Regions from separate parts of the Homo sapiens genome. Here regions 1 and 3 are each linked to region 2. Evidence: chromatin loops called from intact Hi-C (ENCODE). Cell type or tissue: PC-9. All regions are shown on one strand. Region 1 overlaps TGM2 (transglutaminase 2). Region 2 overlaps RPRD1B (regulation of nuclear pre-mRNA domain containing 1B). Region 3 overlaps TGM2 (transglutaminase 2).

Region 1 (8,000 bases), 61 kb before region 2:
GGCACTGGATAAGTAAAACACAGCCTTAGCCCTCGAGCAGCTCAAGAAGGTAAGTTTGAAACAGAAAACAACACAGGGGAAGGAGTGGTCAGAGAGGGCTTCCTGGAGGAGGGGTCATTTGGGGTTGAGTCTTGAGGGATGTATAGGAGTTCACTAGTGGAAAATTAATGAAATGCTGTGTCCTTCTGGCCCAGAAATGTAGAGAAGGGGCTCCTTCATGGCTGCCCTGAGTCATCAGGCCTCTGCGAAGACAGCTCGCCCTGTTGCAGCCCCCTTCCTGTGATCTATTCCAGCTGTGATTGAGGCTCTCTTCTCAACCCCTACAGGGTCCTCAGAGGAGAGGGAGGCCTTCACAAGGGCGAACCACCTGAACAAACTGGCCGAGAAGGAGGAGACAGGGATGGCCATGCGGATCCGTGTGGGCCAGAGCATGAACATGGGCAGTGACTTTGACGTCTTTGCCCACATCACCAACAACACCGCTGAGGAGTACGTCTGCCGCCTCCTGCTCTGTGCCCGCACCGTCAGCTACAATGGGATCTTGGGGCCCGAGTGTGGCACCAAGTACCTGCTCAACCTCAACCTGGAGCCTTTCTCTGGTAAAGCCCTGTGTTCCTGGAGCATTTGTTGACCGCCAACTGACAACATGCTAGGTAGTGACCTAACCACTTAGCATGTGTGATTTCACCCCACAGACACTTACATGGCGCTGACTCTGGGGCAGGCCCTGTCCTAAGCACTTTATAAATATCAACCCACTTAATTCTTATTGCAAGAGTGAGGGGGTGGATTCTAACATGGCTCCGTTTTCCAGATGAGTAGACTGAGGCACAGAGAGGTTAAGTAATTTTCTTAAGGTTGCACAGTTGGGGAGTTAACCTGTCCTCACAGCAGCTATACTGTTTGGTTTCACCTCATCTTCGTGTGACCCCTGACTGCTTTCACAGACCCTCTGCTGCCCTCTCCCAGTGAATTCCACTGTCTCCAGCCCCTCATGCCTCAGCAGCCTCTCTCCATGGGCCCTTCGAGAACCTCTCCTGTGCCTCTGGTTGCTCTCGGCCTCAAAGAAAAGTCTCTAACCCAGCGCCTTGGAAAGTGCCTGTTGCACTTTCCACAGTGATGGAGACGTGCTGAGTCTGCACCGCCTATCCAGCATGGCTGCCACCAGCTGCACGTGGCTGCTAAGCGCTTGAAATGTGGCTGGTGCAACCGTAGAACTAAAGTTTGTTTGTTTGTTTGCTTGTTTTTTTATTTTTTTTGAGATGGAGTCTTACTCTGTTGCCCAGTCTGCAGTGCAGTGGCACGATCTCAGCTCACTGCAATCTCAGCCTCCCAAGTAGCTGGGATTACAGGCGTGCACCACCATGCCCAGCTAATTTTTGTGTTTTTAGTAGAGATGGGATTTCACCATGTTGGCCAGGCTGGTCTCGGACTCCTGGCCTCAAGTGATCTACCTGCCTCGGCCTCCCAAAGTGCTGGGATTATAGGTGTGAGCCACCGCACCTGGCCAAAACTAAAGTTTTAATTGTGTTGAAAGTTAGACAGCCACATGTGGCCAGAAGCTGCTATGTTGGGCAGAGCAGATCGGCGAGCCAAAGGTGGGAGCGTCCAGGCCTCTGCAGGGAGAAGTGCTTTCTTCCTGGACTTGATTGTCCCTCTCCAGTGTCCCCAGCACCAGCCTAGTTGCCTTTTTAGGCAGATCCCCTTCGCAGTGACATGGTGTCATTAGACCACCCAACCCAGCCCCGAGCCAAGACTTTGTCACCAGGCTTCCTGCACAGTGGTTGTCCTCTGGGTCCCTTCCACTGTCTGGCTTTGTCACTGTGCCTGGTTATCTTCCTAAATATAAGCTTGAGGCCCTCAGAGGAGCCGTGGCCACTGAGGTCACATAGCGAGGCAGTGAGGGACCAGGAATCAAGCCCAGGGCTCCGCCCAGCAGCCCCACCACCACCCAGCAGCCCCATCCCACTTTCTGCCATTTGGAGCCCTGCAGGTGTGAGGAGGGCAGAGGGGTTTCCAGGCTAGGAGAGGACCTGGGAGCTGCAGAATGAGACATTGGCCATCCTCTGAGGGGCAGTGGAATCAAGTAGGACATCGTCTTTGGGCAGCATCTCGCTGTGTCACCAGAGCAAATGGCCACTCCCCTGCACCTTAGCGTCCCCATCAGGCTCCTGGGGGTCATGATCCAACAGTGCAGGACCATCGGGGGTAAGAGAGTGTGCACACAGTAGGCACTCATGCCTGGGATTCAGTGTGGCCACACCTGGAGATGCTGGAGAGCCCTCGGGTGGGGCATGGTTTGTGTTTACAGAGTTTGTTTCCCCGTCTGTTTTCCCCGGACTCCTGCCTGTCAAACCAGTGGTCGTCCCTCTCCTCTATGACAGTGCCTGGACCCTTGGTGCCCATGGGCTGGCGTCTGGGGCACAGCTTTCACCCTCCTAAGAAAGCAGGTCTGTGTTGCGGGCGGGGCGTCTGCAGTGTTGACAGTTGCTGCCTCCTGGTTTTTCTATCTTGGGCCCACCGTGGGCACTCCTGGAGCTGCACGCCCTGGGCACACCCACTGTCCGGCCCGGGGCAGACTCCTCAGCAGGGGCCAGGCCCTCAGAGGGCAGATCCTCTTGGTACCAGGACAGGGCCCAACACTGAAGCTGTTGAAAGACATTTCCCGAGGCCAGGAAGACCTGGCTTTGAATCTCAGCTCTGCTGCCCTCTGAATGCACCACCTTGGGCGCGGTGAACATGCTCTCTGAGTCTTAGGTCATGCTCGCCTGTTACATGGGGTGATGACATGCCTGCCTGATGCGCCCGCAGCCGTGAGGACTGAGGGAGAGGATGCGTGCTCAGGAGGTATCTGGAAAGGGCACAGCAGCACCAGCACACGGTGGGGCCCTCACTCCTCCCTGAGTGCGAGTGCTAAGAGGCGTGGGGAGGCGAGAAGCCCGGGACCTTTCCTGAACACCTTCTGTCCCAGGCAGTGGTGTCAGCCCTGGGCTCGGGGGTTCCTGTGTCCCTGACACCTCGGTGGTGTAGAAAGGACCCGGCCCTCGCTGCTCATCCAGGCCCCGAGAGTCCGAGACAGGATCCATCTCTACAGGCGTGTGGGGGTTCAGGACACAAGGACACCCAAGTTCTAGTTCCTGCTGCCTGCTGCCTGCTGCCTGGCTGTGGGCTCCTGGGTATTCCTCTCCTCCAGCAAGGCTATGGGTTCCCCATTCACACAAAGGGGAAGGTGCTTTCCTCTTTTAAGAGCCCTTCCAGCCCTGTTTTGTGTGTGTGTATGTGTGTGTGTGTGTGTGTGTGTGTGTGTATACATTTAGGAGGTCCAAGTGCGGTTTTGTTACACGGATATATTGAGCAGTGGTGAAGTCTTGGGCTTGACATTGGAGACCCAGTCCCATCGTTTCAGTGCACACCCACCAGCTCCTTCTCGTGCTCAGAGCTGCTCCAAGGGGAGAAAGTGTCTGTCCTAGAATGAGTGGCATGAGGTGAACTCCAGGCCTGGGCCAGACACACCAAAATCACTTCCTCCCAGGCCTCTGTGGAGTCAGCCCTCACCTCTAAGTCACCATCGGGACCCTGAGAGCATTGTTCCGCACTGGCATCAGCCAAGCATGCTGACTTTTCTCATCCTCCCAGGAACATGCTCACCACAGAGGGTGAGCAGCAGGTCCCTCCTGTTGGGGATCCACTGGAGACATAGCCTTCAGGGAGAGGAAGGGGAGGACAGAAGGTCCTGGGCATTGGCCTCTGGCTGGAAAGTGAGGCTGGTCCAAGTCCCCTGTTGGAACCTCCAATGCCAAGCTCAAGCTGAGATGCGTTCCCTCTAAGCCCCCATACTGTGGTTGAGTTACTTGTTATTCTTTGATGATAAGATCTGGGGAATTTCCGTGTGCTGGTGGACAGGAAGCCAGGCCCTGGATGGCTGAAAGGAATCCAGTTGCCCCCACCCCTGCCTCCTTTCTCTGCTGCTTCTTTCTCTTCTCCTTCCTGCCTCCACCCTTTCATGCTCTCTCCTCCCTCATCCCTCCAGGTGGGTCACAGGAATGCAGCCAATGTGGCCTCGGTGACTGTCCCCAGAGTAACCTTCTAGAACAGGGCAAATTGTCTAAAGAATGGTTGAGACTGACCATACAGGTTTCCTCTTCCCAGCCAGCATCTGGCCCAAGACCAAGGCCGTGGCCACTGGCTTGTGGACGGAGACTTTCAAAGGTCCAGCCCTGCCCTGGCCTCCACCTCCTAGAATAGTCGACAGTTGGGCCACATCCTCCAAGCCCCCGGAGGATAATGTTTTTCTTCTTTCCTGTGGAGCTAGCTAGAATTTCCACTCTGCACCACCAGGTCTTGACCTAGTAATTTTCACCCTCTTTTGTCCTTTTTGGCACAAAAGTTTGGTTTTCTTCCCCAGATCACATCATCTGATGAGAGGTTGGAGCAGATCCACCCAGGGAATGAAAGGCCAAAGAGGTGGGCAGGTCGGGGCAGCATTTTCCAAAGAGGAGGACGCAGACCACCAGTGTTCACGGTCAAAGGTTCAAGGTCAAAGCCTGAACCTTGAATCCCACAGTGAGAAAGTGACTGTCTCCTCGGGTCTCAATCCGTCCTTCTGGTGACCTCCTGGGGAAAGTCTCTGAGGGTGCTGATTTGCCTCTGGCCTCCTAAGCCTTGCCAATCTCCCTCTTTAGCAGTAGACTCAGGTCTGAAACTCAGAGTCCACAGCACATCACTGTATCTGGCCAGAATTGAATATGCATGACTTTGTTTGTATTTTCTCTCTTTTTTTCCCCCTTGAGACAGGGTCTCACTCTGTTGCCCAGGCTGGAGTGCAGTGGTGCAATCACGGCTCACTGCAGCCTCGACCTTCCAGGCCCAAGCGATCCTCCCACCTCAGCCTCCCAAGTAGCTGGAACTATAGGCTCACCCCACCACTCCCGGCTTGAATTTTTGTATTTTTTATAGAGACGGGGTCTCACTATGTTGCTCAGGCTGGTCTCAAACTCCTGGGCTCAAGCAATCCTCCTGCCTCAGCCTCCCAAAGTGCTGGGATTACAGGCGCGAGCCACTACACCCAACTACTTGTATTTATTTACTGCTCCTCCCTGCCTCCTACAAACAGACCCCAGGTCTGTTTTCTTAAATGCTAAACTACATGAATCCTTAAAATGCTAAACTGCTAAGGTCCTCCAGCCTCAGTGTTCTTTTCAGAAACATGGGGCTAAGAACCACACTTCAGTGGGTAGCTTTGTTCCTGCCATCTTCTTTCTCATCCCCATATCACTGTGCGGCTTTTGCTCTGCAACGACCCTTGGTCTTACCTCTGCCCAGCAGGTGATAAGATCTGGGAACAGAGAGGAAACAGAGGGGAAACAGAGAGGGGAGGTCATCTCCCCGGGCTCACACAGCCAGTGAGTGGCCAGACAGGGCCTGAGGCAAGTCTCCCAATCTGAGCACTTACTGGCAGAGGTGATTCTTCATCTGTGCAACGGGTACAGCATCACGAGCCTCGTGGAGGGAAATGACCTTATGTCCATGAGAGGCATTCTTCAGTGAGTGTGGACCATATTGTTGGACTCTAAGATCTGGATTATTAGTCCAGATGCCTGCACAGTACATATCAGCTGTGTGACCTAGGACAACGTTATTTCACCTGCTGGAGACTCAGTTTTCTCATCTGTAAGTTGGGTGGTAATACACGTACAAGCCTTTTAGGGTTGTCATGTAGGTGAAGTAGGAGCCCGCCGTGGGAAGTGCAGTGCCTGGTGCAGCAAGCAGATGTCGGCTCTGATCCTCCCCAGGATGAAGGGCCCGCGGCTCACACACCCTGAGTCCCGAGCGCACCAGGCTCTTCCGGGACACTCGCTCAGCTCATCCTCCCACAGCCTTAGGAGTGCCTGTGCCACGCAGATCCAAACATCGAGGACCTGGGAGGTGGAGTGGCTCACGCGGGGTCACCCATTAGAAGAGGCAAAGGCAGGATTAGAACCAAGGCCCGTGGGAGTCCAAGTGCGTCCTCTACCCGCTGCTCAGTGTCCACTCTCCAGCTCCTCGCTGGGAACCCTGGAGCCACAGTGGGGAGTTCAGGGATCCGCCCAGCCATTCCCCCGCTGTGTGACCCCAAGCACATTCCTTCCCCTCTCTGTGCCTCTTGGAGTTGCAAGAGAGTTGGGAGGGGTGATTCTGCATCATGAGCACCCTCCTTTCTCCCCTTCTGCAGAGAAGAGCGTTCCTCTTTGCATCCTCTATGAGAAATACCGTGACTGCCTTACGGAGTCCAACCTCATCAAGGTGCGGGCCCTCCTCGTGGAGCCAGTTATCAACAGCTACCTGCTGGCTGAGAGGGACCTCTACCTGGAGAATCCAGAAATCAAGATCCGGGTAAGGGCAGGCTGGGCAAGGGGCAGGGTCCCAGGGCAGCTCAGCGCTGGGGAGAGGGCAGATCCCTACCCCCACCCCACACACCTGCATCCCTGCAAGCTCCAGACCTTTGGTGCCTTAGCGATCCTCAAATCCTAGCCTCATCGAAGAAAAGCATCATGAAGCCTAGAGAATTGGGGACTCGTAGCCTCTAGGAATGAATCTGAAAATCCCAGAGTGTTAGGGTCATGGAATTTGGGGATCTTAGAGTCATGAATCCTTCAAATGCTATACTACTAAGGCTGGAACCCCCAGGCACTGGGCACTGGTGGGGCAGGGTGGGGTGGGGGAGTGAAGGGCACAGACTAGAGTCTCACTGCCTGAATTTGTACCAGGGCAGCCCTGGGCATGTGAGTTTGCCCCTCTGTGCCTCAGTTTATTCATCTGTAACATGGGGTTAATAATAGCACTGAGGGGTGTTGTAAGAATTAAAAGCATATCCACAGGAAACACATAGAGCCATCCTCAGCACATGATAAGGGCTCACTGAAAGCTAACTATCCTTATCATCGCCATCATCATCATTATAGCCCTTCACTTAGAGGAGCCGCAGCCCACAACCCCTAAGGGCAACAATTACACTTAAATGGTAAACAGCAGAGGGAGCGGCAGTGAGCAGTGTGTCAGACATTCTGCTGGAAGCTTGCACATATTAGCTCAGTTAATCCTCACAAGAACCCTCAGTCAGGCATTTCTCTCCCATGAAGAATCCAAGGTGTACAGAGTGGGGAGTAACTTCCCCAGGTCACACAGTGAAGAAGAGGCAGAGATCAGCCTGGCTCAAAAGCCTGTGATCTTTCCCCTCCAGACCCTGGGACAAGGGAGGCACTTTGGACATCCCCTGGGTCACGTGGAGCCTCATTGCAGCTCCATGCAGGAGACCTGGGCCGGTAGCACAATCGGTGTTTTCCCGATGAAGAAACTGAGGCACAGAGGTGGGGGGAGGGGGGGTGATCGTGGCAGACCTGGGTACAGCTTTGTTCAGCAAATATTGGGCCAAATTGCAGTGAATGCAGACAGCCCAGCCTGGATCCCACCTGCCCTTGACATCTGCCCCATGCCCTCTTCCAGATCCTTGGGGAGCCCAAGCAGAAACGCAAGCTGGTGGCTGAGGTGTCCCTGCAGAACCCGCTCCCTGTGGCCCTGGAAGGCTGCACCTTCACTGTGGAGGGGGCCGGCCTGACTGAGGAGCAGAAGACGGTGGAGATGTAAGTGCTGGCTGCTCTAGCTTTGGGGCCTGGGGGAAGCGGGCAGATGCCGGTGGGGGTAGAGACTGTCCTTAGGTACCAAGCCCTGGCTGAAAATCCCCTCCTCTCATCTCCCACACAGCTGTGCCCACTCCCAGACACCCTGGGGCTAGAGTTCCCACCGTCACATTCTCTGTCAATGCTGACACCACCCATGCACAGATCTGCCACAGACCTCCACAGTGACATCATCCGTCAATAGGCGCTCACCTGCAGACACGTGCATCCTCACATAGACAGGTATCTGCCCTCCGAATGTCCACACATGAGCATGCACACACATATGCATGCGTGGGTGTTTCCACATAGATACGTAGCTGCACACATACATACGAGCACACA
Region 2 (8,000 bases):
TGAAGTACATGGAAGAGGTCTGACCTAGAGATCTAGAGGTAGGCCATCAACATCCAGTTGGTAACTGAAGCCAGCCTAAGTATAAAGCACTCAAGGAAAAGGTCCAGGCCTGGTGCAGTGGCTCATGTCTGTAATCCCAGCGCTTTGGGAGGCTGAGGCGGGTGGATCTCCTGAGGTCATGAGTTCAAGACTCGCCTGGTCAACATGGTGAAACCCCGTCTCTACTAAAAATACAAAAATTAGCTGGGTGTGGTGGTGGGTGCCTGTAATCCCAACTACTCAGGAGGCTGAGGCAGAAGAATTGCTTGAAGTCAGGAGGTGGGAGGTTGCAGTGAGTCCAGATCGCACCACTGCACTACAGCCTGGGCAACAGCGAGACTCCATCTCAAAAAAAAAAAAAAAAAAAAAAAAAAAAAAGGTCCAGAATGAGAAAAGGCTAAAGGAATGGCAACATTTACAATAAAGGCATGGAGAAAAGCTTATTGAAGGATGAAAAAGCAGAAGAACCAGCAGAGGGTGGTACACAGAAACCAGAAATGCAAATACATTGTAATACAGTAATATTAAATGCTGCAGACAGGGCCAAAAAGAGAAAGGGAGCCAAGAGGCAGAGACTAAGAAGTACCTTTTGGGTTTTGAGATTAGACCACTGGGGGCAGGGGTGGGGGGAAGGGGGGAAATTCTGAAGACAGCCACTTGGGTGGAATGTAGACATGCATGCCAAGCTGCAACAGGCTGAGAAGCAGAGGCAGCAAGGGAAGTGGATATGGTGGTAGTTATAAAGGGAGGGTGGTGCAGAGGGTATGCTCATGTGAATGTGATGATTTCTTTTAAACACTGGAGAGACAAAGCATGCTACATGCTGAGGACCTTCAGCTAGTTTACTGGAGACTTCTCATGTGGGCAGGAAAATAAATTGGCCCTAAAGGTCCCATGTGACGAGGGAAGGTGGAAGCTAACAACTTCAGATTAGTTAAGGTGTTGGAATCTGTTGTCCCAGGAAGGTAAAGTGTTACTTTATCAATGAAAAGTCACATCAAAGATAAAACGCTGGGAGGACCACTGGCTTCAATGGAAAAAGCCAAAAAGAACCTGAAATATGCAAAGCAGATCATCATCACTGCACCATAATTGGGGTAAATGGTATCTTAAAGGGAACAATTCCTACTGAGTCTATGCCCCACAGAACAGACACACTGTGAGCAAAAGGAAAGGACTGGGAAAAGGACATCATGAGTAAAAGTAGGATTTGTCCATTCATAATTACTGTCCAAACCCCAATAATTCTCAGAAAGGCTGCTGGTAAATTTTTGTTGAGTTGAAGTTTGCGAAGTTATTGTGCTTGAAATTCTCAAAGTAGCTACTGGCAGAATTAGGCAAAGAGAGCTAATCATACTTCTTCCTACAGATGTTTAAAGATAAAGGACCTCAATAAGGAAAAAAACAAATAAGGAGGCTTGCACAGCCATCATGACAGCTGGCTAGTACCATCCTCTTCACATAAAGCATGCCATATCTTTGGGGCTCATGGCTTTCATCTGCAAAGGTTTCACTTGACTCCTGATTATAACCAGAATACTTTGCCCTGATCTCAGAAAATGACTCTTTCTGATCTATTTCAAGTCTAACATTTTAGAGACAGAAAAACAAAGTCAGAGATTAACTTCCAAGATTGCAAAGTATGCCACAATCCAATTTTAACTTTCTTCAGAATCCCAATTTTAAGTGGGAGTAGAAGGCCCACCTTAACAGTAGTAAGAACATTCATAAAGACTAAAATAGAACCTTGCTCAAAATAACTTGCACCCACTAGGTCAAACAGGCAGCTCAAATTTCTGCAATCTGAACCTTGCTCTCAATATTATGCTCACTCAAGTCAATGTTATAGTAGAAGTATGTGCTATTTTCACACAGCTATCTCAAATGTAAACAAGATCATTTAAAAGCCAGAAGAGAGCTCCATTAGTCTAATTAAACTATTCTGTGTTTACTCCTTCATAAAACAAAAGACTAATCCTTAACTTGTATAGAGGTTTATACAAAATAAGCTCAATGAAGTCCTAGACTGGTTAAGATGCTTTGGAAAAGACAAGAACTCCTACAGCAGGAACGCATTCTGGTGGCAGAGACCGTGAAATGTATATGACCTTCAGTATACTTAAAAGACAAGCAGACATCTGCACATATACATAGAACCACTTCTAGAAATCTACAGGAAGAAAATAATCCAAACACTGAAAGTTAGCCTAAAGCTAAGAGACAGAGACAGAAACATACAAGTGCTCAATACAAATAATCATTGACTATCCAACCACAGGTATTCAAGCAATCATTTACAATGTTTATAAAGTTTTTATTTACAAGGAAAAATAATCATGTTAAGAAAAAAGCATGACAGAAAATTATCTGCAAGTTATCATTCAGTTTAATTTTAAACTAAGAGGAAAAGGAAATACGCAAAAATTAAAAATAGTTATCTCTGGGTAATGAGACTAATTTTATTCTTTATACTTATTTGCTAAGTTTCCTCTGATGTATTACTTTTACAATCAAAAAAAGAAAACAAAAACAAAAACAAAAACCCTGAGTACTAGTTGAACCAGAGTGAATGTTCTGGCAGGCAGGAGTAATAAGAGGCCCAGGTGCTGTTTTAACTTCATATTATATGCATTCCATAAATATGAAAAATTAGTGCTACATATACCAGCTGAAACTCAGTGGCACTGTTCCATCAAGCAGGGGTTACACTGCCCACAGAAGTTGGGCTACAAATATGAAAACGGTACTATGGCTAAAGGCATGAATTCTTGCTGGGAAAGCCTTAAAACCGTGTCACTTTTTCAATGTAAAGTCTCAAAGTCTCAAATGTTGGCAAATCATGTTCTTAAGTCACTAAGTATGTGAAGTACATTATAATGTGGCATTATTTTCCTGGAGTGAAAAATAAGTATCATAGGTTTCACATTGTAATAAAGAAACACACACACACCCAACAGATAAAAGCTCCAGCTATAAACTGGGCCTAAGCAGTAGGGTCAGTAGACTAAAATGAATAAAAGAAATCCAAGGAACTCCAAATCACTCACAGAAGCCCACACATTAACTCAATAAAAGTCCTCACATATTGGAGGGAAACTGGCGGAAAAAAAGAAAATAAAAGAAAAGTAAAAAGAAAGAAAACTCCCACATCAAAGTAGGGGATGGAAAGGCAAGGGAGAGCAGTAAGCACACTACGGCCTGCTTCGTGGGAAGGTACTGAGTGCAAGGCCCCGTAATTACTTGGCAACAGAATGACCTGTTTTAACAACTATTCTAACAACCTGGGTGCTGACAGAGCTGCCAGCCTAGGGAGGACAGACTTGAATACTACAGAAGGGCAGTGAGTTTAGAGGACTGAGAGGAGGGGGCCGGCACTAGGCAGGGCCTCTCAGCTCCCAGGAGAACACAGTGGATGATCACTGTAGTTAGGAGTCAGAAGATCCAGGTACTGGTCCTCACTGGCTTCCTCTGTGACCCTGAAGTGTTCACATAAACCCAAGGGCTCTTACCTAAAATGACAATTAGATCACCGGCTCCCATCTGTCCTTACCATGATAGGACACTGAGATACTGGCTTTGATCATCATAGGAAAGACGAATTTACTCCAAAGTTGACAAAAAAGGAGCTCTCTATCTCCCCCTACTGCCTGGCCTAATATTGAAACAAAAGCTTCTAACCATCTGCACCCTGCAGGGAGGTGCTGCCAAAAACAACAATCTGCCATCATTTTGGTTGAGCACCCCTTCAACTGTAGCCAAAGAATTTCTCAAGTTGTTATAACCACAATCAAACAGAAATATGAAGAGTCATAAGGCAATGTTGGATTCTGAACCATTTCCCCCTTCCCAGCTGTGTTGTCTGAAGTCAGAGGCTCTACTCCTGAGTAGTCATTACAGCCAAGGGGGAGGTGCCAAGCGAGGAGAAACACCAGCAGCTTTAAGTTCATGAGCCAATTTCTCCCCTCCTATCAGAGCAAGAGCGTGAGCAGGGGTACAGCGAGGCAGGTACTTAGAACCTTGGTGGCAGAGTAGGTTCTTTCACACTTAGAATGCTTTCATGCAATCATTTTATGACCCCACATAAAATGTCATTTCTCTACAACAAGATTCTTGGGAACTGTTTAAATGATTAAACTTTGGCTACTATTCTGTGTAAGATGTCTTCCTGCTGTTGATGTTGCAGAATCAAAATTCTGAAATCAAAACAAAAGTACAAATCTGATGAAGTTACCAGATGTCTGCCTTGGACTCTATGCTGGTCTGCAGCTACCTCTCTCTCTAGGTTTCTTCACCAATTCAGAAGTCTGATTATATGATCTCTAAGGTTCTGTCCAGCTCAATAATCCTGCTAATCACTTTACTTAGATATCCAGGCCTCTATGTGTCACTTTACTTTGTAAAGCTGCTGTTGTGACTGTGCCCTGGTGACTCCATTGAGTCCATACACAAAATACTCATATCTTCTAGAGGTGGGGGTTAACATTATTGAAAGGTGATACCACTGCCCTCCATCTGTGGTCCCAAAACCTAGACAGGGCCTTTATAATATCAAATGCATCAGTAAATGACACTCTCCTAGAGTGCTTTTTAAAATTCTGCAGCAGAAATTGAAGACTTAAATAAATGTGAAGACATCCCCTGTTCATGAGCTGAAACACTTAAGACTGCTAAAATCGCAATACTCCCCAAAGTGACCCGCAGACTCAATGCATTCCCTAGTAAAACTTCAATTACCTTTTTTGCAGAAATGGAAAAGGTGATTGTTAAATTCATAGGGAATTGCAAGCGATCCTAAATAGCCAAAACAATACTGAAAAAGAACTCTGAGGACTCATACTTACTGATTTTAAAACTTACTACAAAACTACAGTGATGGAGATAGTGTGGTATGAGCATAGGATAGACATATACATTAATGGAATAGAATTGAGAATCCAGAAATAAACCAATACATCTGTGGCCAATTGATTTTTGACAAGGGTGCTGGGCATTCAGGTGGAGGAAAAGAGTAGTCTCTTCAACAAATGGTGCTGGGACAAATGGATATCTACAGGCAAAAGAATGAAGTTGGTCCCCCCCTACATCACACCACATACAAAAACTAACTCAAAACAGATTAAGAACGTAAATTTAAGACATAAAATTATAAAACTTCTAGAAGAAAACACAGAAAAAAATTGTCATGACCTGGGATTGGCAACAGATTATTACATGTGACACCAAAAGCATGAGCAACAACCACAAAAATAGATAAATTGGAACTCATAAAAATAAAAAACTTTTGCACATCAAAGGATATTACCTAGAAAGTGAAAAGACAACTTATAGGAGAAAATAGTTGCAAATCATTTATGTGATAAAGGTATATTATCCACAATATATAAAGAACTTTTACAACTCAAAAAAAGCAAATAACCCAATTTGAAAATGGGCAAAGGAATTGAACACACATTTCTCCAAAGATAAACAGCCGACAAGCATACTGAAAGATGATCAGTATCGTTAGTAATTAGCAAAATGCAAATCAAAATCACAATGAGATAAACCTGCACATGTAGGTTGTCGAAAATAAAGAGACAATAACAAATGTTGATGAGGATGTGGAGAAACTGGAACCCACGCACATTGCTAGTGGGGATGTAAAATGATGTAGCTGCTGTGGAAAACAGTCTGATGGTTCCTCAAAATGTTACATAGAATTACCATATGACCCAGCAATTCCACTCCTAGATTTATACATAACCAAGAGAAATGAAAAGATATGGCCACACAAAAACCTCCACATGACTGTTTATAGCAACACTATTCATAAGAGCCAAAAGGTGGCAACAACTCAAATGTCCATAGACAGGTTATAAACTGTGTCACATCCATACAACAGATTAGTGTTCTACCATAAAAGAGATGAAGTACTGATATATGCTACAACATGGGATGAATCTTGAAAACATCGTGCCGAAAGAAGCCAGACACAATTATGTTTTGGAACTTGATACAATACTGTGAACGTACTAAATGCCACCAAAATGTGTGCACTTTGAAGTGCATGGTTAATTTACGTTATATGAATTTCACCTCAACTAAAACAATAAATCTGCAGCTTGGAACAAATTTCTCAAGAGCTCTTCCCTGTGTGGCATATCATCTTTGTGTGTGTGCACCATGTGGCATGTGGGTCAACACAGGACTATCTGCTTTCAGTTCTAGATCGCTGACAGTCAGACACCATGATCTGAATAAAATTCACAGTTAAGGCCAGGCATGGAGGCGCATGCCTGTAATTCCAACACTTTGGGAGGCCAAGGCAGGTGGATCACCTGAGATCAGGAGTTCGAGACCAGCCTGCCCAACATGGCAAAACCCCATCTCTACTAAAAATACAAAAATTAGCTGGGTGTGGTGGCATGCGCCTGTAGTCCCAGCTACTCGGGAGGCTGAGGCACGAGAATCGCTTGAACCCGGGAGGCAGTGAGCTCAGATTGCTCTACTGCACTCTAGCCCTGGGCAACAGAGCAAGAGTCTGTCTCAAAAAAAAAAAAAAAAAAATCACAGTTAAGAAGGGAAAACTGCAGGTTCCTGACCTTTTTTCTTTCCTTAATACTTGTACAAATAGGTTTCTTTCTCACACACACACTCTTCCACATGCACTGATCATGCTAACAGAACATGTCTGTATCATGCTTTATTCACGCTGACAAGACAGGAACCCTATCCAACCCACTCACGCTATGTCTTATGAGCTTTGAGCAGACATCTGGGAGTAATGTAGTCACCTCTGTCAACCACAAACAAAGCTTCTCTTTGCTCTGGAAGTGAAGCTGGAAGGCTTTTCTGGTATCTTTGGCCTTTGCCTTTCTGAATGGGCTTTCTTCTATACCCTCCACATTCTCTAACCTCCTCTTTGGGCTGCCATTTGTGCTTCCTTCCACGTGCCTTCTCCATTTCTAGGTTTTCTCATGTTCATGACAAAAACATTACCCACAGATTTTCAGCAGCATTCCTTCCACCCTTGCCTGGTGTTTAAGGGCCAACATCATAGGCCAAAGTCAATCATGACACCCTGAAGCAAAAGTCAAAAACAAACAAACAAAAAAAGATGATTATCTCAGAATAAAGCATAATTCTACTTAAAGGAAAAAAGAAAAGTAGTACAAAGGAGAAAACCTACAGAAACTTCTAAAAATGGTTACCTTTCCGTACTAACATATTCTTTACAACCAATCATTAAATCAGATTTGTTAAGCCACTTTTAATGCAACCTTAAAAAAAAACCCTTTTCTCTATAGAAAAAGGTTACATCAAGTGATGGATTTCACAGAACAAGTATTTACTGAGGAACAAATATGTTCCTGGCACTGTGAGAGCACTCAAAGAGTATACAGTCTAGCAAACTTTGGGAGACCTGCTGAAGGCATTACAGTTTCAGAAACTGTCCATGATTTGATAACTCTCACAATTTTAATAAGCATCTGATCAAATTATTATTAGCATCTTCATTTTTTTCTTGGTCTATTTCAAGGTAGACACAAGTGAGAATATTTTCCTTACTGACAACCTATCTTGAATTCTACCCTAACCCCTTGTTTGCTGCTATTTCCCCCTGACTAGAGCATAAGCCCTTTGAGGGGAGAAGTGCATCGTGCCCATCTTTGTACATCTGGCTGGCACAGGCTTTGCTGACTCCCTGAATGAATACGTAGCTTCTTAAAGAGCACAGACCTTAATCTCCCACTGGTGGTCTGCAGCACCTCCTTCCCACATCTGACTTTGTCTTTCTTCAGATACCTGTCTGGTCCAGTCTAACTGCTCCCCATTTATAAACATGCTTCTCTTCTTCAACTGCTAGTTCCTTTTACAAAAAGGTTTTATTGCCTGACAGGAAGTTTGGACTTACCTTAAACCACAATCAGAACCGCCAAATGCCTCCTTAATCTACATTATGTACGATCAAGTGGTTTGGT
Region 3 (8,000 bases), 70 kb before region 2:
TTCTTCAGTAAATATTTATCAAGTACCACTTATGTCCTAAGCACTGGGGAGACAGCTGTGTGCAAGTCCTGTGTGATCTCTAGCTTTATGGAGACTGTGTTATAGAGGGGAGGGGAGGGGAGGGGAGACAGACACTAACCAAACTACCATATGAACGAGCAGGCAGTTCACATGGTTCATAAATGATGGTGCACGCTCTGAAGGAACCCGAGGTGTGAGAGCGTTGGACTGCAGGGCCAGGCTCAGGGAGGGGCTGAGGGGCTCCCTAAGGTGGTACCCAGGAGAAGGGCATTCCAGGCAGAGGGCACAGCTGTGCAAAGGCCCTGAGAAGGGAGCGACTTTGGCAGGTTTGAGGAAGGAAGAGAGGCCAGTGTGCCTGGAGTGGAGTGAGCAGGGCCCGTGGGTGCAGAGGAAGCTGCAGAGGTGGGCAGGGGTGAGACCAGAAGGGCCTCTTGGATCATGGTCAGGAGGCTGATTTTATTCTCGAGGTAATGGGAGTTTAGGGGGAACGACACAATCTGGGGTGGGGGGCCCAAGCGGGTCTTTGTAAAACTTAGATCACACCATGTCACTCCCGAGCAATCCTGTGTTCATAGGACAGAGTCACATCCCCAGTATCGCGTTCAAGTCCTTGACCCTGCCCCACCTCCTTCTTCCCCATCTCCCTCCTGTCCCCCGGCTCCAGCCCCCACCATCTGCCGCACACCAGTCTGTCACACGATGGCCCCTTTGCACCTGCTCTTTCCTCACCCTGGAGCTCCCCTCCCCAGCTTTCACCCCCTGCTGTACTCAGGCTCACCCAGGCGGCACAGCCGACACCCCATCCCAGGCTCAGTCCCCGTGCTGCCCCACTGGTTGCAGGTCAACTGCAACGATGACCAGGGTGTGCTGCTGGGACGCTGGGACAACAACTACGGGGACGGCGTCAGCCCCATGTCCTGGATCGGCAGCGTGGACATCCTGCGGCGCTGGAAGAACCACGGCTGCCAGCGCGTCAAGTATGGCCAGTGCTGGGTCTTCGCCGCCGTGGCCTGCACAGGTGAGCTGCACGCTGGGATGTGGGTCATGAGCCCTGGGAGGGGGCACGAAGAGCACTGGAGTAGGAATCAGGACATCCCTGCCCTGGTCCTGCCCCCTGCCACCAACACTCTCAATGCGCTATGTGGCCTAGAGCCTGTGACCACCCTCTCCGGTCCTTTATCCAATAGCCATCCCTCCAGTGGTTGTTAGGATCAAGGGCTATCATTGGAGAGACTGCATGGGCTCAGGGCTGAGAACTTGGGCACTGGAGCCCACGTTCTCAAAAACTCAGGATTTTTAACTTGAGTTAAAAACCCCCTCCCTCCCACCACTTGCTCTGTGACCTTGAGCAAATGACTTCTTTCTGAACCTCAGTTTCCTCGTCTGGAAAATGGGGACAACATCAAGACCTTCCTCCTAGAGTGGGTGTGACATGAAGCTACTCAGCACAGAACCTAGCCCAGTGTCACTCTCGGCAAATATTAGCCAGTAATAACTGGATCCTAACAGTAATATCAGTGTCAAGAAAGAAAGCATGTTCTAAAATGTAGAGGGGGAATATCGAGCAATTTAAAACCAAAAAAGTAAAATAAATCTAAAACAAAAATCTTCAAAATTTAAGGCCAGAAAATGTCGATGATTGTTGCCAGGCTGATGATGGTGCTTATGAGAATGGGTTAGCATCACATGCTGGCTAAGAACGTAGACTCAAGACATGAGGATTGCTTGAGGCCGGGAGTTTGAGACCAGCCTGGGCAATATAGTGAGACCTTGTCTCTACAAAAAAATAAAATAAAATAAAAATTAGCAGGCATGGTTGTGTGTCTGGAGTCTTGGCTACTCAGAAGGCTGAGGCAGGAAGATCGCTTGACCCCTGGAGGTTGGCTGCAATGAGCTATGATTGCACCATTGCACTCCAGCCTGGGCAACGGAGCAAGATCCTCTCTCAAAAAAAAAAAAAAAAAAAAAAAAAGAGAGAGAGCACAAATTCTGAAGTCAAGGCCTGGGTTCAAATCCTAGCTCTGCTTCTTACCAGCTGTGTGTCCTTAGGTAAATCACTTAACTCCTCTGAACCACAGTTCCATTGTATGTAAAATGGGCACAACGGTAGTACCTTTATACTGGGATGGTTGTGAGGATTAAATGAGTTAATATGTGTGAGGTAGCTGAGCGTGGTGGTGGTGCACCTGTAGTCTTAGCTGTTTGGGAGGCTGAGGCAGGGGGATCACTTGAGCCCAGGAGGTCGAGGCTGCGGTGAGTCATGATTGCACCACTGTACTCCAGCCTGGGTGACAGAGCGAGACCTCATCTCTAAATAAATAAATGAATGTGGGAAGTGCTTAAAATGATTTTGGGTGCATAATAGAAAATACTTATGTGATGATACTATTTATTGTCACGACTATTATTATTACCAGGCTCAATCTAAAAGGCTGGTCTGGGGCTTCCAGCTTTTCTGATTCCAAAACCAGTGCTAAGGCCCAGGAAAGGGTGCCTGGCAGGGCCCCCAGCACATCCTCCACACCAGCAGGCTGGGTCAGGGCAGCCTAACCTAGGTTCTCAGCTCGGCTGTCCTTGCCTTCTGACTCCTGCCTCTCTGCCTGGGACTGCCTGTTCCCCGTGACCTCTGAATTCCTTTTTCTTGTGGAAACTCCTTCATGCCAGACACTTCCCTCTGAGAGCCCTAAAACACCTCTTTTCAAAGAAGCCCATGGGTTTTCCTGGAAAAACCCCGAAATCCAAGACCTGGATCCCCAGGCTCACCGGCAGAAACCCTGGTCATCCTGGTCACCCTGGGCTGTGGCCGCCTGAAGATTGAGCAGCAGATCCTGCCCCTCAGCTGCCCACTGCAGGGCTGTGTTCTGGTCCCCGCAGCCTCTTCCCAGGCTGTGTAGGATGGAGCCAGGGAAAACTTGGCCAAGAAAAGGGCTGTCTGACCACTGTGGCCGTGGAGTTCACGTGGGGAGCCAATGGTGAATTGGCCCATGAACTCTGGAGCTGGACTGCCTGGGTTTGAATCCAGCTCTGCCACTAACCCCTGGGTGGACTTGGGCAAGAGAATTGATGCCTCCAAGCCTCAATTTCCTCATCTATAAAATGGAGACAATGGTGACTGATCTCATTCATAGGAAGCTCTTAATACCAGGGAGAGATCACTTAGCACAGTCTCTGGCTCCGGTTAGGCTTGGGTTTGGGGATTTCCAGGGGAGCCTGGCATTCCAGCTTTCTTAGCCGGATCCCTCACTGTACTTCCTCAATGTCCATGAATCAGCCAGCACTGATGGACGACGTTTGCCGTAACGGGCACCATGACACACTGTGCTGTTCCCGAGCACCCCCTCAATGCTTGCTCTGGGAATGGGCAGACAAGGCTGTGCCCACACCCGCGGCCTCTCTCTGAATCACCACAAATCCCCACAAGCTGCTATTATTAGCTTGTCTTACTGAGGAGGAAATGGAGGCTCAGAGAGGGGAGTGGCTTGCCCAAGGTCATACAGCTGGTGAGCAGCAGGGTCAGTCTCTGATCCAGGTGTGCACGGTGCTGGGGCAGCCTCCTGTTAGACTGATGAGGAGGCCTCCCGGGACACCACCCCTGGGGCAAGAGTGGCACTTGGCTCCCTGGAAAGCAGAGACAGACCTCCCCCGTCCTCCGGTCTGTCCTCAGGCCCACTGCATGGTGGGATAAGACCTGTGGTTAGGACACCAGCCTTCACTGAGGGCAGCCTTAGGGCTGAGCCCTGCCCAGGCCTCAGGGGGACAGAAACCAGGCAAGAGGGGGAGGTCATAGCTGTTCCTTCCTCCTTCCTCGAAGCTCCTACAAATCTCCTGGCAGGAATCCAGGGCCAACCAGTAAGCTCTTACCCTGGCCTATCGATGGTGGCCCCAGGGCAAAGGTCGCATCCCTTCTCCCCCACTCCCAAACTCAACTTCAATCAAAACTAAAAGTAAAACAAAAGTCCCACAGATTACCTTATTACGCCTAATCTTGTTTCTCTTCATTTTTTAGATATTTTTTTCTGGGAATCTGTTACTTTTACAATACACATAAAAAGCACATTTTTAAAATGAGAGAGTAAAAGCACCCATAATTCCGTCTGCCAGGAGCACCCAGTGGGCCGTGTGGGTGAGATCCACACCGGGATTTTCCTCCCTCCCCTGTGCTCCTCGCCTCTCTGAGCTGAGCTCAGCTTGCAGATGCCAGTCAATGTCCTGTTGCTGTTTAACCTGTCATTGCAACATCAGCCCCTTTCCCAGCAAACAGGGCGTTGGCAGGTATGCAGGGCCCTCCCTCCGGACAAGTCTGAGGACCCTGATCTGTGCTGCGACCTATTTATAGGGCCACGTGCATCCGTGTTCTTGTACATTGGGAATGATGATGAGTCCTCAGTGGCATCACTAATGCACAAAGAGATGGAACCAAGGCCCAGAGACATGAAGGGACTGGTCCCAGGTCACACAGCTGAAAGCAGCTGGGTCTCCCGACCTCTGTGCCCTCCTCTGCCTGTTCTGCTGTTTGAGTCTTTAAGTCCCTATCTTGGGGAGAGTCAGTCATTCAATCACTCCTTCCCTCCCTCCCTCTTTCCTCTCCTCTCTCCTTCCTCCACTCCTTCATCCCATTTGACAAAATAGTCAATGACAGGCCTGTGCTGGGCTCCAGGATCTAACATAAGACAGATCCCTCACTGGCCTTGGAGGACTAATTAAAGAATCCCTCACATGCCTGTACACTGGAAGGATGAAGGATCTCCAGCCGTGCTATGAATGCAAATGATGGGGCAACCTGAACCTGGCAGGCAGCCTTCCAGGCAGAGGGAATTGCAGACACCGATGCCTTGAAGCTGGCAGAGGCAGAGCATGCTGGAGGCCAGTGTGGAGGAGCACAGCGTGCGAGGAGGGGTTCAGGGGCCAGACCCTGCAGGGCCAAGGGCCATGGCCAGGGCACTGGCCTTGACCTCAAGGGCCATGGGGAACCAAGGACAATTGATCACAGGAGTGGTGACATCAGATTTGTACTTTATTTCATTTTGAGATGGAGTCTCACTCTGTCGCCCAGGCTGGAGTGCAGTGGTGCAATCTTGGCTCACCACAACCTCCGCCTCCCAGGTTCAAGCAATTCTCCTGCCTCAGCCTCCTCCTGAGTAGCTGGGATTACAGGCGTGCACCACCATGCCTGGCTAATTTTTGTATTTTTAGTAGAGACGGGGTTTCACCATATTGGCCAGGCTGGTCTCAAACTCTTGACCTCAGGCCCCCCTCGGCCTCTCAAAGTGCTGGGATTATAGGCGTGAGCCACCACGCCTGGCCGGGGTTTGTATTTTAGAGTCTCCTTCTGGCAACTGTGATGTGAGGGGCATAGAATGGACATGGGGTGACCAGAGAGGTGGGCGCCATTGTCCCGGCAGGAAGGGCTGGCTCATGTTCTCAGCACTTGGACAGCAGGTACAGTGTTCCCTGGAATGCAGATGGGCAGGTGGAGGCCCAGAGCAGGGCGGATGTCTCCAGGACCTCACCCCGCTTTCCACTCCTCTCCAACAGTGCTGAGGTGCCTGGGCATCCCTACCCGCGTCGTGACCAACTACAACTCGGCCCATGACCAGAACAGCAACCTTCTCATCGAGTACTTCCGCAATGAGTTTGGGGAGATCCAGGGTGACAAGAGCGAGATGATCTGGTGAGGTGGGGGCCAGGGTGGGATCGGAGCCCAGTAGGGAGGGCCCCATGGAGAGGAAACCTTGGAGGGCTTCTTGGAGGAGGTCACATTTGAATTGGGCCTTAAAAGTTCAGCAGTATTTGAGCAGGCTTGGGGAAGGCCTAGAGGGAAAGTCAACCACATACATGATGGGGCCTCAGGAAGAATCATGCTGCAAATGTTGTCGGGAGTCTGGAATGCCACATTAGGGGGCCCAGGCTTGATTCCAAAAGCAATAGGTTGTCACTCAAGGATTCAGAGTGGGAGAGGGCGGGGCTGACAACTGCCAGGAGGGCTAGAGGGGAAGAGATGGGCGGGGGGCTGGGGCGTGGTCCAGGTGGGGAGTGATAAGCCCTGAACGGACAGAAAAGAAGGGATGGAGCCAAGAAATTAGGAGGTCAAAGGGGCCACTGAGAGGGGCAAGGAGGGGAGAGGAGTTGAGAAGGGCTCTGAGGTGTAGGAGTGGGCGCCTTGGCTAGAGAGGGTGCTGTGAGATGGGCCCCCGTGGGGGGAAGAACAAGGCAGTGGGGAGACACCCTGGGCTCAGTTTGGGACGAGGCGAGCTTGCATCTGGGGACATGAATGCATGGTCTGCCCGTGGGAGGTGGCGATGAATGTTGCTCATGTTCTGCTTCATTCCCGCCCCCCTATCCCCCTCAGGAACTTCCACTGCTGGGTGGAGTCGTGGATGACCAGGCCGGACCTGCAGCCGGGGTACGAGGGCTGGCAGGCCCTGGACCCAACGCCCCAGGAGAAGAGCGAAGGTGCGTGGGCGGGCACTGTCGCGTCAAACAGATGGGGAAGACGAGGCTTGGAGAGTTAAAGTGACTCAGCTGGAGGGCGGCAGAACTAGGAGCTCACCCGGAGACCACTGATGGGTCCACAGAAGGGTGGGGGACCTCACTTACATCTTAATAACACACTTCTTGATAAATCTCAAAAATAATTCACGTGCATTGCGGAAAGCAGGAAATACAGAGAAGCTCAAAGAAAAAAATCAAATAGCATCTTTGTCTCCTCCCTCTAAAATAAGCAGCATTAACATTCACACGAGCTTCCACTGATTTCAAATCGTGTATTTGTATGCGGGTGTATATGTGTGTGTTTATATATGTATGTATATAAACACACATATATATATGTAGTACCTGTGTGTTTGAAAGAGAGAGTACACTAAGGCACAATTTTGTGATGCATATGGACACTTTCTAGGAATATTTTTAAATGTATAAAATATAATACATAGCGTTACAAAGAAAACCAATTACATTAAAATACAGTTGTCACAAGTTTTAAAAAATGAATTTATGATATAATAACATATGCTTCTTTATAGAACAAGATCTAGCGGTAGAGTCAGTAAGTTCCATAATATAGTTGTAGAGATAATTTATGAGCATAAATTAATTTCCTGCCATCTGGGACAGCTGTAAGGTTGTAATGACCACGCCTGTGGTTCTTATGAGTGACAAGTCCTAAGTGCTCCTCAGGCTGCTATGGTCATTTCCTGCTTTTGCAATTGAAGAAAGTGCTATGGTGAAAACAAAGATACCCTTTTTTCCCCATCATAGGGTTCATAGACCCCTGAATTCTGTTGGTAGTGCCTTGGGGGGATCCGTGGGCCCTGGTTTAAGACCTCCAGCGGCATGGAACATTTTTTCCCAGCTCTGTCCACTTCTGGATAAAGCATTGGCATTTCTCCAGCAGATAGTTTTCTGTGATTTGAATTTTTATTTAATGTGACCGTGGTCCATCACATGGATGTGCTAGACTGTATCTATCCAGCCTCTAGTCCTCAGCATTGGAAGTCTGCGGACAGTGTGGGGCGGTTATCAACCACACTTACGTAAACATCAGGCACCCGTATTCACTTGGAGAACACACACGCCCTGGGGCTGGCCCCATGCGGGGCACTGAGCTCCACTCTCAGTATGAGCAGGAAACGAGACAGATGTCCTCCTTGCTAACATGTTGCCTGTCCTTGGCTCCATAATTTCCTCAGGATGTCTGGGATACATTTCCATTTTATTTATCAAATACTTGCATAGCATTTAGTATAGGCTATGAGCTTTACATCTATAATTCAGGAATGCTCATTAGGTGGTCCAGATCTTATCTCCACATGAAACTGCCGCTTCGAGAAGTTAGTGACTGGCCCAAAGTCACCAGCTAATAACAGGCTGAGCTGGGATTTGAACCTTAAAAGTTGTGCTCCAGAGCCCCTATTCTGAACCCTTGCCCTGTGGTGCCCTCCTGGAAGTGGAGTCCTTCCGTCAGAGGGCCGCGTGGT

Evidence for each region. A loop is a pair of places that touch in the nucleus more often than their neighbours do. Peaks named below come from ENCODE experiments on the same cell type or tissue, not always from the same donor. Only the 100,000 strongest peaks of a DNase experiment are listed, where the experiment ranks them.
Region 1: it touches region 2 in a loop (4-fold over the local background); 13 of 110 quality-filtered maps call a loop at or near these places.
Region 3: a loop joins it to region 2, with 5 times the contacts of the local background. A loop is called at or near these places in 8 of 110 quality-filtered maps.

What each region holds. Positions count from the first base shown.
Region 1 is chr20:38,130,712-38,138,711 of GRCh38, reverse strand. It overlaps TGM2 (transglutaminase 2), which reads left to right. Exons shown (of 13, transcript NM_004613.4): 10 at 327-599; 11 at 6,212-6,372; 12 at 7,483-7,619. Among named protein-coding and RNA genes, the nearest start is that of TGM2, 31 kb to the left of the region's middle. In PC-9, no CTCF peak of the experiment used is centred here; DNase peaks (open chromatin) are centred at 3,971 and 6,991; H3K27ac peaks cover 7,248 bases.
Region 2 is chr20:38,069,324-38,077,323 of GRCh38, reverse strand. All of the region lies in intron 6 of RPRD1B (regulation of nuclear pre-mRNA domain containing 1B), which reads right to left. Among named protein-coding and RNA genes, the nearest start is that of RPRD1B, 40 kb to the right of the region's middle. RefSeq lists an enhancer at 3,850-3,959. In PC-9, CTCF peaks have their summits at 3,480 and 3,680 (motif pointing left); a DNase peak (open chromatin) is centred at 3,873; H3K27ac peaks cover 1,103 bases.
Region 3 is chr20:38,139,756-38,147,755 of GRCh38, reverse strand. It overlaps TGM2 (transglutaminase 2), which reads left to right. Exons shown (of 13, transcript NM_004613.4): 6 at 862-1,039; 7 at 5,557-5,692; 8 at 6,371-6,474. Among named protein-coding and RNA genes, the nearest start is that of TGM2, 22 kb to the left of the region's middle. RefSeq lists enhancers at 4,183-4,851, 4,852-5,521. In PC-9, no CTCF peak of the experiment used is centred here; DNase peaks (open chromatin) are centred at 2,305, 3,395, 3,765 and 4,255; H3K27ac peaks cover 7,241 bases.